Linked DNA regions of Homo sapiens: regions 2 and 3 are each linked to region 1. Evidence: chromatin contacts called from ENCODE Hi-C or POLR2A ChIA-PET data. All regions are on one chromosome and are shown on one strand. The core of a region is the stretch at or near the end of the contact, and the rest is flanking DNA. Distances in the headings are between cores, read along the strand shown.

Evidence for each region. Hi-C counts contacts between places; a loop is a spot of excess contacts on that map. ChIA-PET counts read pairs that join two places held with the same protein, here RNA polymerase II (POLR2A).
Region 2: a map of astrocyte of the cerebellum shows a loop between it and region 1 (4-fold over the local background). The contact joins the enhancer-like site here to the promoter of CASC20 in region 1. A Hi-C loop is called at or near these places in 1 of 168 maps with a recorded cell type or tissue (astrocyte of the cerebellum). POLR2A ChIA-PET finds 5 or more read pairs at or near these places in 1 of 52 experiments (naive thymus-derived CD4-positive, alpha-beta T cell).
Region 3: a loop to region 1 is called in a map of HepG2, with 2.7 times the contacts of the local background. The contact joins the enhancer-like site here to the promoter of CASC20 in region 1. A Hi-C loop is called at or near these places in 1 of 168 maps with a recorded cell type or tissue (HepG2). POLR2A ChIA-PET finds 5 or more read pairs at or near these places in 1 of 52 experiments (activated T-cell).

The regions. Positions count from the first base shown.
Region 1 is chr20:6,425,069-6,428,610 of GRCh38, reverse strand. It overlaps CASC20 (cancer susceptibility 20), which reads right to left and starts at 1,879. Exons shown (of 4, transcript NR_109953.1): 1 at 1,801-1,879.
Region 2 is chr20:6,518,110-6,521,651 of GRCh38, reverse strand. The region is part of intron 3 of CASC20 (cancer susceptibility 20); the gene reads right to left. Among named protein-coding and RNA genes, the nearest start is that of CASC20, 93 kb to the right of the region's middle. RefSeq lists a silencer at 1,776-2,070. Within about 2 kb of position 1,956, at least 3 of the 41 ENCODE cell types and tissues checked have a DNase peak (open chromatin) inside an H3K27ac peak, as active enhancers do.
Region 3 is chr20:6,491,062-6,494,603 of GRCh38, reverse strand. All of the region lies in intron 3 of CASC20 (cancer susceptibility 20), which reads right to left. Among named protein-coding and RNA genes, the nearest start is that of CASC20, 66 kb to the right of the region's middle. Within about 2 kb of position 1,928, at least 2 of the 41 ENCODE cell types and tissues checked have a DNase peak (open chromatin) inside an H3K27ac peak, as active enhancers do.

The DNA of each region.
Region 1 (3,542 bases), core at 630-3,129:
ATGTGGTTATGTTATACATCATTTTAATGAGGATTTCTCACTTCATTTTTTTTGATAATGACATTACTTGCTTTTTATTTTATGTTTATTTTAGACTATGGAAATTATGTTTAAGACAAAAAGCAAATTTGAGCGATTTTCTTATTCAAGTTCAAAATGGGTCGTAAGGCAGAGGAGACAACTCACAACACCAACAACACATTTGGCCCAGGAACTGCTAACAAATGTATAGTGCAGTGGTGGTTCAAAAAATTTTGCAAAGAAGAGAGCCTTGAGGATGAGGAGCATAGTGGCCAGCCATCAGAAGTTAACAAGGACCAATTGAGAGCAACAATCAAAGCTGATCCTTTTACAACTACATGAGAAGCTGCCGAAGAACTCAACATCACCCATTCCGTGGTCATTCGGCATTTGAAGCAAATTGGAAAGGTGAAAAAGCTTGATAAGTGGGTGCCTCATGAGCTAAGCGAAAATAAAAAATAAAAAAAAGTCATTTTGAAGTGTCATCTTCTCTCACTCTATGCAACAACAATGAACCATTTCTTTTTTTTTTTTTTTTTTTTTGAGAGAGAGTCTCGCTCTGTTGCCCAGGCTGGAGTGCAGTGGCATGCTCTCGGCTCACTGCAAACTCTGCTTCTTTGGTTCAAGAAATTCTCCTGCCTCAGCCTCCCGATTAGCTGGGATTACAGGTGCCCACCACCACGCCCGGCTAATTTTCATATTTTTAGTAGAGACAGGGTTTCACCATGTTGGCCAGGCTGGTCTCGAACTCCTGACCTCAGGTGATCCACCCGCCTTGGCCTCCCAAAGTGCTGGGATTACAGGCGTGAGCCACCGCACCTGGCCTCATTAGCCATTTCTTAGTAGGAATTGTAACATGTGATGAAAAGTGGATTTTATAGGACGACCCGCAACAACCAGCTCAGTGGTTGGATCTAGAAGAAGCTCCAAAGCACTTCCCAAAGCCAAACTCACACTAAAAAAAGGTCATGGCCACTATTTGATGGTCTGCTGCCAGTCTGACCCACTACAGCTTTCTGAATCCTGGTGAAACCACTACATCTGAGAAGTTATGCTCAGCAAATTAATGAGATGCAACGAAAACTGCAAGGCCTGCAGCTGGCATTGATCAACAGGAAGGGCTCAGTTCTTCACAACAATGCCCGACTGCACATTGCACAACAAATGCTTCAAAAGTTGAACGAATTGGGCTACAAAGTTTTGCCTCATCCACCATATTCACCTGACCTTTTGCCAACCAACTACCAGTTCTTCAAGCATCTCAGCAACTTTTTGCAGGGAAAACGCGTCCACAACCAGCAAAATGCAGAAAATGCTTTCCAAGTGTTCATCAAATCCCAAAGCACAGATTTTTATGCTATAGGAATAAACAAACGTATTTATCATTGGCAAAAATATGTTGATTGTAATGGTTCCTATTTTGATTAATAAAGATGTGTTTGAGTCTGGTTATAGTGATTTAAAATTCACAGTCCAAAACCACGATTACTTTTGCACCAACTTGGCCTTAACTCAGAACTGTCAACTATTGTCTCCTTACTTCTCTCTGTGTGTCTCTTTTTTTTCATATATGCCATGACACCTACAGGCCAGGCTCTTTTAAGCTCTTGTTTGGATGATTTACAATTGATATTACTTCTAGACACTCCCCTGCCAGTCCATTCTATAATCAGCTGTCAATTAAATAGGACCTTATTGCATCACTTTCCTGCTCAAGTAACTTTCTAAGATACTTATTAGCCAGCATTTAAGACTCTTGACATTATGTTCTCAGCTTACCTTCCTAATAATCCTAATAATATTCCCCCCACTCCCAACTTCTGCAGGCAGATTCACGTACTCACTGTCTCCCAAGCACACCAAGGCCATTTCAGCCTCAGCACATTTGGTCTCACCACTTCCCCCACTGATTGTTCCTTTTCTTCCTCTACAACTTCCTCAAATGTCTCTAACTCTCATTGCCTCTTCTTTTTAATAACTTTTGAAAATGTGCTTATTTATATTGTTCTTTTGGGTCTGAATCATATACTCTTCCTGTCATCCCTTATATTATCATCATCATAAATATTAGTATTATAATAAATGGGTTTTTTTTGCTTACATAGCAATATGTTAACATACCCTTTTCTTTCCTGACATAAAATAAGCTCTTAAGAGTAGATATGTTGTATTACTTCCTTTAGCACCTCACAGAATTTAGGACAACATAATACTACAGAGACAGAGAGAAAGAGAGAGAGGGAGAAGGGGAGGGAGAGAGAGGGAGGATGGGGAGAGAGAGACAGAGGGAAAGAGAAAGGGAGACAAGAGAGAGAAGAAGAAAGAGAAGGGGAGAGGAAAAGTGGAAGAAGAGGCAGAGAGAAAAAGAAGGGAGTGGGAGAGGAGGAGGAAGGGAGCGAGTCAGGGAGAGAGGGAGAAAGGGAGGAAAGAGGAGAGAGAGAGAAGGGGGAAAGACTGGAGATGGCGGTGGAGAAAAAAGAGGGGAGAGAGGAAGGGAGGGGGGAGAGGAAAAGAGAGGAGAGAGAGAAAGAGGGGTGTGTGTGTGTGTATATATATACACACATAGATATATACACATGTGTACATACATATATTTAAGGAGTATATATACACATTATAAGTGTACGTATTATGTATACATATATGAGTGCCTGTGTGTGCACATAAATCCACATTTAATGAATGAGCAAATGAAAAAGTCTGCTTCATTCTCACAGGTTTGCCTTGACTTCTTAGCATGTGTCTTTAATTTTTCTGGTAAACATTCAGGATATCACATAGGAAAATCACATATCATGCCAGAAACCACTTAACAATGTGGGCTCAAAACCGCCATGCCAAGGCAATTACTTCCTTCAAAATGTCATCTTTGGTCTCTTCCTTTTTATTCTTGCTACTTTATTCACAGAACTACCACTCTCTCCTCATTTAAAAAAATGTAATCTTAAAATCCAAGCCCTGTGGTCTGAAGCCTATTTTATAAGAAATCTCTTTCTTTTGGCAATCAGATATTGAGAAACAGTACAAAAATGAATGAGAGACTATATCAGTATTCAACTATACATATATGGTAAAAAAGAAAAACTGAAGCTCTGTGTTCACTCAATTCAAACAGAAGCTTTTACTTTAACATACTGTGCAGCTTAAAGAAAGAGATGACATCAAAACATATGAAATCATGTTAGGGTCATGCTTGGGCATCAATTAATGCCTTCTGTCACAATGTTGACATACTTCTAAACTTTTCATTCTTAAGTCCTTTGGAGAAAAAACACTACTGTCAATTCTCAAGCATTTATATTTAAAAAAAAAACAAAATTTGAATAACCCCAAGTAATAAATAAGCAACAATTATTTAAATTTGATATTCAAATATGTTCTAACATTTTAATATGTGTGTGCCAAGCTTTTCAGGAATTCTATGTCAAATAGAACCCTGACACCAGATCATGAAGACCTAGACAAGTTTAGAGGTTGTCCAAAATCTTTCTTGTCTTTTCTCTCTTTTTTTTTTTTTTTTT
Region 2 (3,542 bases), core at 707-3,206, 93 kb before region 1:
AGGATGGGGGCATTGGGGAGATATTGGTAATATCAGTTAGAATGAGTAAGTTCCAGAGGTCTATTGTATATCCTGATGATTATAGTTAATAATAATATATTGTATATTTGAAAATTGCTAAGAGGGATTTTTGTGTTCTCAATGCATAAAAATGATATGTGAAGTAATGTATATATTAATTGGCTTGATTTAGTGATACCACAATGTATACATATATCAAAACGTTATGTTGTCCACCATAAATATATACAATTTTTGTCAATCAAAAATAAATAAACACAATTTTAAAAAGTAAAATAGAACTACCATATTAGCCAACAATCCCACTTCTGGGTATATATATCTGAAGGAAATAAAATCACTATCTCAAAGAGATATCTGCATGCTCACGTTTGTTGCAGCATTATTCATAGTAGCCAAAATATGGAAATAAAGTATCTGAATACAGAAGAATGGGTAAAGAAAATGTGATATATATATACACAATGGAATACTATGCAGCCTTTTAAGAAAAGGAAATACTGTCATTTGCAACAACATAGGTAAAATTGGAGGACATCATGCTAAGTGAAATAATCCAGACACAGAAAGACAAATATTGCATGACCTCACTAATGGTAGAACCTTTAAAAAAATCAAACTCAAAGTAACAGAGAGTAGAACAGTGTTTAGCAGGAGACTGGGGATGGGGAGAAAAGGGAGATGTTAGTCAAAGGGTACAAACCTTCAGTTATAACATGAATAAGTTCTGGATTTCTGGAGACCCAATCTACAGAATGGTGACTGTAGTTAATAACAAATATATCATATGCCTGAAATTTGCTGAGAGAGTAGATCTCAAGTGTTCTTACCACAAAAAAGAAAATAGTAACTAAGTGAGCCGATGGATATGTTAGCTTGATTGTGATAATCATTTTACACACTTTCCTCCTGCTGTTGTAGAATTTTCTCTTTGTCTTTGACTTTAGTAAGGTTCTACATTACTACAGACTTTACCATTAATCTGGTGTGGGTTCCTCTACTTGGGACTAGACACATTTTACAATGTGTGAATACATCGAAACATAACATTGTACACCTTACATATATACAATTTTTCATTGTCATTCTTCCCCCAGTAAACTTGGGGTTGAGAGAAAGTTCAACAAACTCCCCCAAAGTCACTGAGGCAATATGAGGTGAGCTCAGATTCTTACTTAAGTCTGAGTCCAGGGAGTCTTTCTGTTAATCAGTATGTGATACTGCCATAAGTAATATGTAAACTTTTTTCGACTCATTGTTTTAATACTATCATCAATTAAACCTAAATAGTCCCTTCTTCTCAAAAATCTCCAAATACCCCCAGAAGGATCATGCTATTAATTTTACAATGTCAGTCCAAGGGTTACCATCTTTGACTTATGAATGGTAATGCTGAGGTTTTGAGACAGAGAGAGCTTAAATTGCCCTGATCAGACTCCATCTGAATCAAACCTCATGTTTTCTGCTTTCCGTTTCTGTCCTCTTCACTGGAACACTGAACGCACAGTGTTTATATATTACATGTTTAATGGAGACATTATACATATAATGTTATGAAGAACAAAATACTGATGTGGTAAAAGTACACTCAGTATACTAACTTTGAAAAAAATATGATATCTACGCCATCTATAAAGTGTTTCCCACCATGAAACCTCACTCCTTTAGAAAACCAAATTCTTGTAATGGAAAAAATGATTCAATTAAAATAAGAACATTGTCCAGGAGAAAATAAATCTGGGATCAATAGATTGAGGTTTTCCTACACTATTTCAAAGATCCCTGGTTATTACCAAATGTTTCAGTAGCAACAGAGGTTAGATAAACAAAGGATAGTAGTGTACCTTACTCTCAAAATAATCTGAACAATTATGACTCAGAAAAGAGTCATACTGCAGACTTGAAGAAATAAGCACAATGTGCTCTTGTGGCTGAGAAGGCTACAGAATCCTAAACAGCATGAAAAAGACTATTGGAAACGGAGCAGAAAACTTTATCCACCCCCTCTATGGAAACATGGTTTACCCACACCTGGAGCCATGTGTATCATTTGGTCATTATAGCTCAAGAAAACCAAGAACTGGAATGGAGACAACCAGAGAAGAGCTATTAAACTGAACAAGGGGCTTCTTTATGAGAACAGACTAAGAAACAGAACTCTTCGGTTTGAAAAGACAAAGTAAAAGAATAAAAGAATATAGCAAAGAGTCTAAAATCTTAAAGTGTGTGGCTAACAAGAATACAGACTTTACCATCAACATTTTAAAAAGTTAAATCTAGGAGTAATAGAGAAAAATTCTCCTTGGTTAATAAGCATATCAAGTTTATTATCCCAAGAGATACTATAGGTCACAAAAATAAGTAATTTAAAAATATTACTTTATTGATAATGCCAAGAGTTCAGTCAGGAGACCAAGAAGCAACTAATGTTTGGAGAGCAGCTTTATGATGGGATACCAAGTAGACTAGAGATTGATCGCCTGTGCTTTTAGGCTTCTAAAATTTACATGAAAGGCAACCATGAAATTGCTTCCACAAGACATTCTTTCTTACTATTGCTGAAAACAGAACACTATACTCTTAGTAGAAAATTAAGTCAACTAAAATTAAATTAACAAACCCTAAGACATTGTTAAGATTCTTCCAAGGAGTTAAGTCCCTCCATAATACCAGTAAGATCTGTCTTCTAGCTAAATTCAGTTAGCTCTGGATGCTCCTTTTCCAACTGCCACTCACAGTGATATGAATGGAGCCCAGAAATCCTTCCTCGTAGTATAAAGATTTGTGAGCAATTATCTGAAAAAGCCATCTGATTAATTGATCGTGTTGGAAATATCTGTAATTCCCAGCGATGTCTCCTCCTTTCTGCGCATGTTCCCCTCACTCTACCTCTCATCTCTTGATGGATGTGTGAGGACTGTAACAAGTATAGCCAGAGCCTTTCCATAGCATTATAAAAGTTATCCCCAAAGAAGGATCATACAAGAGGCTGAGTAAATGACATTCTTCATGGGCTAACTATCCAAGTATCAGTATGTCTGGGATTTACGGGCTAATTCTTCTTTTCACAGCACAGATAGAGGTAGGAGGAAGAATCTTGAGAATCTTGAATTCTATAACCAGCTTATATTTGGCTTCCTCTGTCACCTGAAATGTTAGTATGCCAGATATTTGGTGGATTGAATTAAGAAAGCTTAGAAATGAAGCCAGCCAGAATGTGTAAGACAAAGGGAAAAATCATAGGGAAGCTGCAATAAATGAACAGCCAGAGACTGAAGAAAGACCAGAAGATACTTACAGGGGAATATGAATGTTTTAGCTTTGCCTGCTATTTGATTTTAATCGAGTTCGCGTGTCTTTTGAAGATCACCTGCTGGGAATTTAAGAAAATAATGAAGCAACTGTTTAGGTCCAAACATTCCTCAATAAAACAAACTCCAGGTTTTAGAGCTATGTGTGAGCTACTGCTATTAAATGGGAGAAACGAGCCTGCTATAATAAGAAGAAATAATGTGTTTGGC
Region 3 (3,542 bases), core at 679-3,178, 66 kb before region 1:
GAATCCATCCTTACTCCTTCTGTATTTCCCATAGTCTCTAACATAAAAAGAGATAAACAGTCGAGGCTTTCACATTGAGCCGATAGTCAATATTGTATTGACTTCATGGATTTGTAGAAGCTCACCCTGGTGAAACTGAATGTTTCATTTATAAGAGAAGTTAAGATTTATTCCATAGGACAATGAACATGAAATTGTATCCCAAAATGGAAAAGCAGCACCTTTCCCCTTTCTTTGATATTGGTAATCCAGTATCAAGTTTTGTGTTCCTATTTGGAAGCAGGGTCTGTGAGTTTCGCAGAAACATAATTGTTTCCAAGCTGGAAAAAAAAAAGTTTATGTTTCCAAAGTCTCACTCACCCCAAATAAATCTGCCCTGCTTTCATTTTATTTACCTTGAAAGATGTAGAGTTGTTTGAACCTTAGAAGGGTTTCCACTTGCAGTTTCAGGAAGTAGTAATATCTCATAACTTTACCCACAGCTTAAAATTCATTAAGATAGCTAAGCTGAAAAATGTGCTGCTGATTTTGATTCATAAACAACTTTTATCTCCTTTCTGGTTATCATTCTTTCAATCAAGTGGACAACTATTTATGAAGAAGGGCATTCAATCATCATCTAATTTTGCTAACCATTATTTCTGAGATTGCTGGAAAATAAATAACCCAATGAGGTGTTTACTTCTAGTCAAATAATGTATGTAATCTAAACGTTTTAAATCTATTACTTCTTATATCTGGATTAAATTTACATTAACAACTTTTTAAAAATACTATCAAACTGTTAAGCAGTATCTACTAAAGCTAAACATATCTGCCCACCATACAGCATATATGCTTCTGAAAGTCTTGGGCATATTCACCAGAAATGATAGTATATATACACAAAAGACTTGTATAAAAATTTTCACTGGGGATGCAAACTGGAAACAATCTGATGCTCGTCAACAGTAGAATGGATAAACTGTAGTATAGTCACACGACAAAATATTACACAACCATGAAAAAGAATGGAACAACATGGATGGATCTCATAGACATAACTTTGAGTGAAAGAAGCCAGACCCAAAGGAATAAATTCTGTATTATTCCATTTATGTGAATTTCAAGAACAGGCAAAATTTATCAGTGGGAATAGAAATTAAAATAGTGTTTCTTGGGGGTAGGTATTGACAGAGAAGGGGCAGCAGGGAGTCTTTCAGCTGCTAGAAATGGTCCATATCTTAATCTGGATGATGGTTACATGGGTGCATGTATTATAAAAATTCATCAAGCTATAGACTATAAATAGGTGCACTAGGTATATTAATAACACCTTTAAAAAAACAGAAAAGAAAATTTCACCTAGAATTAGGGAAAAAAACAAATATTTAAAAGGCCAGTGTTCATAGCTTGCCAAGTTTAATTTGTCAAGCCTTATTAGGTTTCACCATACCATGATATTAAGACAAATAGATAGAACTAGTTGACGAAGGGTTAAGCTTCCTCATGAGACTTTGTGTATGGTAAAGCTTTCAGTTACTTATAGACCTAGTCTAGGAGTGTACAAAGACACATATCAACAAAGACAAGCCATTCTGATGCACTGTCTCAATATCCATCAGTGTTATATACCATGTCAACTTGCCTACAAACTGACAAGATAGCGTTAATGCCGCAGTAAGGGAAACAGAAACAAAGGCAGGGCTGATGCTGCCTTACAATGAGGGCCTATTCTCTCCCTTGCACCTGAGAACACCAGTGAACTTTGTCATTGTTCAGCAGCAGAAACCTTGCAGTTTCTCTCAGCCTTAGCTCTTCATCACATGACCACATTATTTCCTTACGAGGTAACCCTGCCCTGTGTCCCTTGACAACGGAATCCTCCAAACCCATAAACTGTGTCATCAAGATTGACCAACCAGAGTTCATCGTTCCTCACCACCCTCCTTCATCCTGAGCTGTTTGCTCTTATTGTTCATTTGAGAAAAAAAAATTAAAAAGAATGAAAGGAAAGGAAAGACAGCAATCCAAGTCCAGTCACAGGCAGCACAAAAGATTCATTTGTGAAGGGCAAAGATTAACAAGGCTAATAGCTCTAGGGGTTTGGGGAAAGTCTGTCTGATTCAGAGAATCAACAGGGAAAAGTTGAGTATAGACAAATTGCTTGCTCCAGAGGGAATACTATGTGGGAGGGGATGGAAATAACTCCATTCCGGGAGCCTGTTTTACTTTCTGTGGTGTTGTGCCAACAGATGCAAGGACAGCCTCGGTGGCAGAATAATATGCCTGTGATAAAAGCCACTGTCTCCTTTGTCCAGACACTGAATGTTTAGCTTTCGGTTTAGAACCATAGACAGTGAAACCTCAATTTATTGGACTCTTTAATCATTAAGTCTTTATCAAATTGTATTTCATGCTGTACTTTCATCTAAATTGGGAGAACATAGTCTTCTCCAGAAGTTACACAGACATTTTCTTCAGCTACAACTTGAGTCCTAGAGTTACATGAGGATTTTTATTGTCTTCAAAAGGTGACCTTGAGACATCACAAAATCCTCAATGAAACTCTCTAGATTAATGCTTTGGAGAAATGCTTAACAGCTAGGGTTAAAACAAAAAGGGTTTGCTGGTTAATGTTCAGTTTATTTTGATACTCCCATTGATCCAGCCCTCTAGACAATATAGAGGAGATGGTTATTGTTACTTTTAAGAGTTGTTATTGTGTTTAAAATACCAAATGAGCCAAACTGCATGGAGATAAAAGTAAACAACACATGAAATGAGAATATGGCCAACTTTTTTATTCAGACTAATGAGATTTAGGGAGAAAAGCCTCCATAGGTCCCTCCCCTCCCCTCTCTTTTCTTTTCTTTCTTTTTTTTTCTTAAGACAGTGTCTTACTCTTTTAACCCAGGCTGGAGTGTAGTGGTGCTATCAGACCTCACTGCAGTCCCAAACTCCTGAGCTCAAGTCATCCTCCCACCTCATCTTCCCAAGTAGCTAGGATCACAGGCATGTGCCACAGTGCTTGCTAATATATATTTTTTCATTTGTTTGTAGTGATGGGGTCTCATTAGGTTGCCCATGCTGGTCTCAAATTTCTGGTCTCAAGCGATCCTCCAGCCTCAGCCTCCCAAAGCACTGGGATTACAAGCATGAGCCACCATGCCTAGCCTAACTCTTTTCATTATATTCTTCCACATGAACTCTTTTCATAGATAAGCAAGAATGTCTTTCCTGGCATAGTTAAACAATACACAGTACATTTTTCTAACCAAGGAAGGGGGAAATATTTTATCTTTGCTGATCCCATTTAGAGTTACTGTTTCGCTCTCTATAAAAGTAATTTTCAAACTTTGATGTGAGTTAGAATAACCAGAAGTGCTTATTAAACACATAGACCCAATATTTTGAATCAGCAGCTCTGAAGTGAGTCTTGCAAATTGCACTTCTGTGAAACGTTCCAGGTACTTGTGATGCAGTAGGCCCACAGATTGGACTTTGAGACTCCATAACTGCTGACCACATTCCAACAGTGCTGAACTACTAATATGTGTTGG